Regions from separate parts of the Homo sapiens genome. Here all the other regions are linked to region 3. The links are chromatin loops, found by intact Hi-C in ENCODE. Cell type or tissue: Caco-2. All regions are shown on one strand. Region 1 has its middle 52 kb from the start of NFATC2. Region 2 overlaps NFATC2 (nuclear factor of activated T cells 2). Region 3 holds the start of NFATC2 (nuclear factor of activated T cells 2).

The links. Hi-C counts contacts between places; a loop is a spot of excess contacts. Peaks named below come from ENCODE experiments on the same cell type or tissue, not always from the same donor. Only the 100,000 strongest peaks of a DNase experiment are listed, where the experiment ranks them.
Region 1: it touches region 3 in a loop (2.9-fold over the local background); 16 of 110 quality-filtered maps call a loop at or near these places.
Region 2: a loop joins it to region 3, with 2.0 times the contacts of the local background. A loop is called at or near these places in 5 of 110 quality-filtered maps.

What each region holds. Positions count from the first base shown.
Region 1 is chr20:51,593,806-51,596,305 of GRCh38, reverse strand. No RefSeq gene overlaps it. Among named protein-coding and RNA genes, the nearest start is that of NFATC2, 52 kb to the right of the region's middle. In Caco-2, a CTCF peak has its summit at 1,118 (motif pointing right); a DNase peak (open chromatin) is centred at 1,115.
Region 2 is chr20:51,427,282-51,429,781 of GRCh38, reverse strand. All of the region lies in intron 9 of NFATC2 (nuclear factor of activated T cells 2), which reads left to right. Among named protein-coding and RNA genes, the nearest start is that of MIR3194, 24 kb to the left of the region's middle. In Caco-2, no CTCF peak of the experiment used is centred here; a DNase peak (open chromatin) is centred at 1,171.
Region 3 is chr20:51,540,830-51,543,329 of GRCh38, reverse strand. It overlaps NFATC2 (nuclear factor of activated T cells 2), which reads left to right and starts at 611. Exons shown (of 11, transcript NM_012340.5): 1 at 611-960. The coding sequence starts at 831. RefSeq lists silencers at 597-756, 767-876 and an enhancer at 1,641-2,310. In Caco-2, CTCF peaks have their summits at 904 and 1,107; DNase peaks (open chromatin) are centred at 519, 1,209, 1,499, 1,959 and 1 weaker place; H3K4me3 peaks cover 2,309 bases.

The DNA.
Region 1 (2,500 bases), 53 kb before region 3:
AGCCTGGGTAACGTGGTGAAACTCATGTACAAAAAATACAAGAAAACGAGCTGGGTGTACTGGCTCAAGCCTGTGGTCCCAGCGACTTGGGAAGCTGAGGCGGAACAATCACCTGAGCCTCGGAGGTCGAGGCTGCAGTGAGTCGTGATTGTGCCACTGCACTCCTGCCTGGGCAACAGAGCAAGACTCCGTCTCAAAACAAAACAAAACAAAAAAAGCTTTTGTGTAGGAAGTAGTTGAAATCAATTGGGTGATTTTTGTCCCTTGGGGGACACGTGGCGGTATGAAGACCTTTTCAGTTGTTACAACTCGGGGAAGAGGAGTGCTACAAGCAAGAGATGCTGCCGAACACCCTGTGATTCACAGGGTGGCCCCCACAACAGAGCCCAAAGTGTCAAAAGTGCCAACATTGAGAAACCCTAATTATTTTTTTTCGAGGTGGAGTCTTGCCCTGTTATCTAGGCTGCAATGCAGTGGTGCAATCTTGGCTCACTGCAACCTCCGCCTCCCAGGTTCAGGCGATTCTCCTGCCTCAGCCTTCTGAGTAGCTGGGCCTGCCACCACGCCCGGTTAAGTTTTGTATCTTTAGTAGAGACGGGGTTTCACCATGTTGGCCAGGCTGGTCTCGAACTCCAGGCCTCAGGTGATCTGCCTGCCTCAGCCTCCCAAAGTGCTGGGATTACAGGCATGAGCCCATACGCCCAGCCAGAGAAACCCTAATTTAATTGGCACGTGTCAGCTGTACCATTTGTCTGTCTGTATTTGTAAAAGGGCCCGGAGGTATAAGCTCGTGTGTCTCAGGAAGCAAGTTATGCCTCCGCCTACTATACCAAATACTATACCAAATGGTGTAATTAGTGGCTGTCTGCAGTGTGAGCTGCTGGTTCCCTCTTTTTGGTTCTCAATGGAAAGGGCCATCCTCAGTATATAGATTAGAAAGATAATTGTAACTTAGTTGTGTTATCTCATGACAGCAGCAAAAGGAAGGTATGTGGTTTCAAAGGTAGGGACCGACCATGCTTTCCCTTAAACGTGTGCTATCCCTGCACGACCTTAAGCCTCTGCATTTGCCTGCAGTGAACTTCCGTCCATGTGCGGACACTCCTCCGCCGGAGCCGCTAGGGGGAACTTGAGGACTGAAAGACATTGCTGTTTCCTGTTTTCCACAACCAGCCGGACCCCACGTGCCCAACTGCCCTGAGTTTCAAGACTGTGCTTTCATAGCTTCAGAATTTATTTCATGGCCAGAGGCTCCGTGAAAAACAGACATTTCTTTTCATGTTGTTGACCAGAATATTTTGCTGGACTTAGTTAAAAAAAAAAAAAAGGAAAAAAAAAAGGCAGGGAGGGTGAGAGATGAATATTTATTTGCTCTTGGATATTTGCATTTTTGAATAATTGGCAAGTAGGAAGCTTTGCCAATTCACTGTTCAGTCTAATAAGGTTTTGAGACGAAATGTACCAACACCCCAAGTACTTTTAGTGTTTTTGTTATGAAACTTTTCAGGGTGACATGAAGCCCTGTGGTATTTGTGAGGAGGTCTATAAATGATGGATTTGCTCACCTCAAAATAGAACTGTAGTCGCTCCAAATTTTCCAGAAGTGGGAGCACAGTGACAGAATTCATTCAGGACTTGCTAATTTCCTACTTTAAATGGGTTACATAACAGAACCGGTCCCGCCTTCGCGCCTCTCAAAACTACCCATGAAGTGATGGTGAAATGTATCATTAAAAGCTAGAAATAGCTCTGCTAAACTCTGGGAAAAAGATGAATTTTTTTCTGATCTCCCTCTCCCCACCCCCCTTTTTTCACCCAAACATTGCATAATGTTAAAAAAGTCAAATCTTTCCGTGGGATTTAATTTCATTTTCCATGTGGCTGTGGTCGGAGGGGTAACTCAAGCACTTTGGGGGCTGGTGGATTTTTGGAGGATCACGCATTCCCGGATCAGTTTGCATCCAAAGCCTTAGCCGAGAAATACACCCAATCCTGGGGTTTCTCCCCATCCCTCCTGCCCCCCTTTTGTGGATGAGTTATCTATAACATAGCATCTTTTCAGAAAGCCTGCCTTCTTGCAGGAATGCCCAAACAAAGCCACCCTCCACTTTCCATGTTGACGTTTTGATTTTGAAATGGATTCCCCCTGAAATTTGGGGTAACTGAGTCACATGTGAAGTCATCGGCCCCACAACCTATGCTTGATACCAAGCCAGGGCTCATTTCTTAGAATTCAGCCAGCAGGTTCTGTTTGCTTACATTAAGAACTTGGTGTTCTAAGCCTGTGGTGTTTGTTTTCAAGAGATTTAAAAGAAATACATTTTTTTTCTTTGATCAGATCAGGTCCAGATAAGCCCAGGACTATTTTTTATTTCCTTTGAGAAAGATTGCAGAGTCCAGAAGGAATGGAAAAAGTGTTGGGGGATGGGTAGGAGATGTGCAGAATATGCTGACATTTTTATTCCTTCATTGATCAAATATTTGCTGAGCACTTCCTATG
Region 2 (2,500 bases), 110 kb after region 3:
TTTAAAAGATGAAAAAACTAGGTTAAACCAAGTTTTTTGTTTTTGCTTTTGTTTAATTATTTGTTGCAGGACTTCTGAGAGTCTTTATCCTGCTAGCGGACATTATAAGTCTCTAAAATGCGGGGGTGTAGCACAAAGGAGAGCGCATCGCACGCTCCAGGTGGTGATGTCCACACTGGATTGTACTGTGTTCTGCAAGAATGGAGGCCCGGGAGTCGTGCTACACAGCTGGCCTAGAAGCTCTTTTCCTGATACTTGGCAGAAATAACATAAAGGAAGCTCAAGAGCTCTGAAGCGCAGCACTGCCCTGTCCCCTGTGCCATAGTCCGGCTTCTCAATTTGGGGGCTGCACATTCCTGAGGCCAGAGCTGGATGGGGCAGTGGAATGGTTTCCACCCACGTGGCCTCCAAAAGGCAGCAAGTGCCACTAGTTATGTTCAGTGCTCCACCGGCCTTGTCTCCAAGGCTCTGCCCACCCCAGGACCCTCCAATGGGCAGGTCCCCTGGTGGCTCGTGCCCAGTGGCAAGCCCCAGACTGCATCTCCACCGTAGCCACCAAGATGTGGGTGCAGTTTTGTCTCTGAACTGCTGCAATTTCAAATTCTCCTAGCCCGTCTCCTAGCTAGTCTGTGTAGCCCGTGCATCCGTGGAACATTCCAGATATGCCACCATCAGCTCTAGGGATATGAGATTTGGACGTCTTGGTTTGCTGTGTTGTGTTATTTCTGACAAGTAAACTGGAAAATCCCCTGGGTCATTCCTTTGGTGTCTGGTGGGGCAACTTCCTTGGTCTTTAGGTCCTTTTCTGTCCCTTTCGTTTATGATTTCAAGGGAGTCTGTCGCACACGGCACATATTTGGCTGCACGGGGCCCGTGCTAAACCCCAGCGTGCTGTGCTGCCTGTGCGTGGGCATTTCTGGTCTGTCATTTATTTCCCTTGGGATTTTGCCAAAGTGGGCTTTCCTTGGAAACTTTGTAAGAGCTGGGCTTATGCGTTTTGAGGGTTGAGGGAAGGTTCTGTGGCTGGAAAAGGAAGCAGTCACCAGTGGACACACAGGTCCTCCCTCCCCCGCACAAGTGCAAACAAACCATCTTTGAAGCTGATCCCGCCCCTGCCCTGGGGTCCAGGGAAGCCCCCGGCTCTGAGTTATCGTTTCCTGCACCTTGGCCAGTGATCCCAGCGTCGCGTCTGGGCATTCCACCCCGCTCCCTCATGGGGCATCTGTGCTTTATCTCAGCCCTTCCCGCCTGCATTCCTGCACACAGACGCCGGCTGGCTTGGCCCCGTTTGTTCTTGGAACACCAAGGCGCTCCTTCTGCTTTCTCCACTCCGAGTACTTGAGACGTTTTCAAGAAGTCTCTTTGGAAAAGCAAAATAAGTAATATTCCAGGGCCCAAGGCATGCACTCCCCTGAGCCCCGTGTTTCTCCACCCACCCCAATTCAGGCACTTTCTTACAGCTCTTCAGAAACATATGGTTCATACACCGTCACTTGCGTTCTCTCTGCTGTCATCCCCCTTCCGTGACTAGTCCCTTGTTCTAAGGCCCCAAATTGTACCTGGGGAACACCAGCAGCTCCTAGCAGTAGCTGCTTCTGGGACCTCATTCTTCCCTACCTTTCTCCCCTATTCCTCTGTCCTCCCCAACCCTCCCTGTCCTTAACCCTTCCTTCTTCCCTCTCTCCCTTCCTCTGTGTCCTTGACCCTTGACTTCTCTGTCCTTGACCCTCCTTCCCTCTCACCCACTAGTATTTTCTGGCTGTCTACTCTGTGCTGGACACTGTTCTGGGACTTAGGGATCCACTAAGTGAACAAATGAAATGAAATCTTTGCTCTCACGGTGATTGTTTAGTAGGTAAGCGAGACAGACATTAGCATGGAAGGCAGTAAGTAAGCAAGCGAAATTCAGACAGCAATGAAAGCCACAGGGAAAATTCCACGGGGTTAGGAGCGAGAGGGTGGCTGCCTGGTTTGGGGGTGAGGTTGGCCCCTGCAGATGAGTGTACAGAAAGGCCACTCTGAAGAGGCGGCCTTTGGGGATGGACGCAGACCTGGGGAGGTCTGAGGGAAGAGTGTTTCAGGGAGAGGGAACGCAGGTGGCGGAGGCCGTGAACTCGGAGACGTGGGCTTGCTCCCGCAGGCTTTCAGCAGCAGTGCAGCGTGGTTTGATTTACTGTTTGAGAAGATCACTCTGGCTGCCTTTGCGAAATGGACTATAGGGAGTCAAGGGTTGAAAAAAGGGGGATGTGTGAATTGAAAACGAATCCCGTGACAGGAGCATGATGGAAGGCGGTGCATTTCACAGGGAGTGTGCCCCGCAGGCCCTGTCATGAGCGCGGTTACTTAAAATGCAACTGGAATTGCCCAAATGTGATCAATACACAGGTAATTCTCAGCTTCCCTTGCATAAAATGAGGGGCGGCTGCACTTTTTACCACTCAGGACGCAAGCAAGCGGGAGAGGCGCTGGGGAAAGTGGACTCAGAGGTGACTTTTACTAG
Region 3 (2,500 bases):
CTACCAGAGCCTGAGCTTCCGAGGGCAACAGTGTCTGGCTCCGGCTGGGTGCCCAGCACCTGGCACGTGGTAGGTGGCCAGGAGGCATAGCTGTAACGGGGGGGACTAGTGCTGTCAGTCCGATTCCTTCCTAGGCGCTGGGGAGTTGAGTTCAGGGCCATGCAGGTGTCTGAAGTACTGTGAAAATCATGCCGCCCCCGTGGGCACACGGAGACGCCTGGAGACACGGGTCTGCAATAGAAGGGGGTGGATACCCCCTTCCACCCCATGGAGAAGAAAAGCAGGAAAAAGTGTGGGGCCAGTGGGTCCCTTAGGGCAAAAGTCCTAGTGGCGGCAGCTTTCTTGTCTAGACCCTGGTTCGCGCAGCGCGTGTCGCACTCACCCGTGGAGGGTGGGAGACAGCGGCCGCCCCAGCGCCCAGCGGTGGCCCGGGACAGTGTGGTCAGGTCCGCGGACAGCCTCCTTCCTCCCGGCACCGGCCAGCCCAGGCCGCGCGCCCCTCCCCTCCGGTCCCCTGGTGGCGGCCCCGCCCCCGCCGGCCTGGCCGCCCTGTCCCCGCCTCCACGCCCCCCCCCCCCCCGCCTCCCCGGGCTGCAACAGGTGCCTCCGGAGCAGGAAGCTCGCGCCGCCGTCGCCGCCGCCGCTCAGCTTCCCCGGGCGCGTCCAGGACCCGCTGCGCCAGGCGCGCCGTCCCCGGACCCGGCGTGCGTCCCTACGAGGAAAGGGACCCCGCCGCTCGAGCCGCCTCCGCCAGCCCCACTGCGAGGGGTCCCAGAGCCAGCCGCGCCCGCCCTCGCCCCCGGCCCCGCAGCCTTCCCGCCCTGCGCGCCATGAACGCCCCCGAGCGGCAGCCCCAACCCGACGGCGGGGACGCCCCAGGCCACGAGCCTGGGGGCAGCCCCCAAGACGAGCTTGACTTCTCCATCCTCTTCGACTATGAGTATTTGAATCCGAACGAAGGTCGGTGGAGGCTACCCCTGGCCTGGCCCCTGAGCCCGCCAGGGGCTCAGGCCTGGGGACTGGGCACAGGAGTCCTCTTGGCTCCAGCCGTCCCCCTTCCTAAGGGGCCTGGAGGGAGGGTGCCCCTACCCAGGTGCCAGGGAGGGGAGGCGTCAGTGGCCCCTGCCACCCTTAGGGGGCGGTCGGCTCCCTCTTGCCCCTTAGGGGCACCAGTTTCTGGTTGCTCATGACTGCTCCCTGAGGGTCACTCTCAGCAAAACAAAAGGTGGCAGGCAGGTCCCAAGGCTGGGGGGCGGGTGCTGTCTGCTGGCCTCTTGCCTGGGACTGGGCTGTCAAAGGGCAAGGGACATGATTTCTGTGCCTTTGGAGGGAGGAGGTGAGGAAGCGAAGAATGGAGTTAGCAGGGAGGAGTTGCCAAAAAAAGAAGGAAGGGGGGTGCAGCTGAACCCAGTTATCAAGGGTAGGAGGCCGCTCCTTCCCTCCAGGCACTGAAGTGAGGCCACGCAGCTCCCATCACCTCCTGTGAGCAGTGGTTGACGGGGACTTTGTGTTGAAACTGAGGAAGAGGTTGTCTGTCTGATGCTGGAGAGGGTTAAAACCTTTGGTATTATAAGGCCGGCCCATTTCCTCCCTGGGTTCTGCTGCTGAACCCATCACTTACCACTCACAAGAGGATTGGTCTGAGCTATATTAAGTGATCTTCTACGCTTAGTCCTAATGGATGTGGTGGGATGGGGTAGGGTGAGGGGCAGCTGCAGCATGGATTCAGAAGGACACAGGCTCTTTCTGCCTGAACTTTGTCACTCTGTGCCTCCAACTGCCCTCAGTTGCTGGGGGCTGGGGACTTCCCCGGGCTGGGCCCAATGCTTATCTGTCACTTCACGTGTTTAACAGGAGCATTCGTTAGAGGGAGGAGGAGGAGGAGGGGGAAGCGGCCACACGCCCAACCTCACTGTGTATTTCTGGTTAGCAGGTTGTCTTGGAAAAAACAAAAAACCCAACCAGGCTTCCTGATTTTGACAGCCCAGCCCAGCCCAGCCAATGCTTGTTGAAGGCTCAGTGGCAGGCCTGTTAGTAGCTTCCAGACGCACTCTGGGCTTGCCTCCATCTAGTGTGTAGGAAGGGCTTGTGCTGACTGGCTCGTGGAGGAAGCCTGTCAAGGAGGCTTGGTGGCCTGATGTTTCCCACAAACACTGTGTTAGGCAGATAATGAAGTTTTCGCTTCCATCGGTGTCCTCTCTGGCCACGTTAGGTGAGGGGTTTGCTTTAGCTTTGGGTATCCTCTTCCCTTGGATACCCAGAGATGGTCATTAGTAATAATTTTGTGTCTTGGCTGGAGATGGAAACAATTAGCCAACAGAAGAGACCAGTCTTCTAGAGTTGCAATCTGGAGGACATCTTTTGCTTTGAAAAGATACAATTAAGAATCTGCAAACGATCCGCACTAATATCCGTGGTCTTTCTGTTCATTAAGATTAAAGTCATGTTTTTCAGGGAACGAATACTCACACCCCTCCCAGATTGGTAATCAGCTTTTATT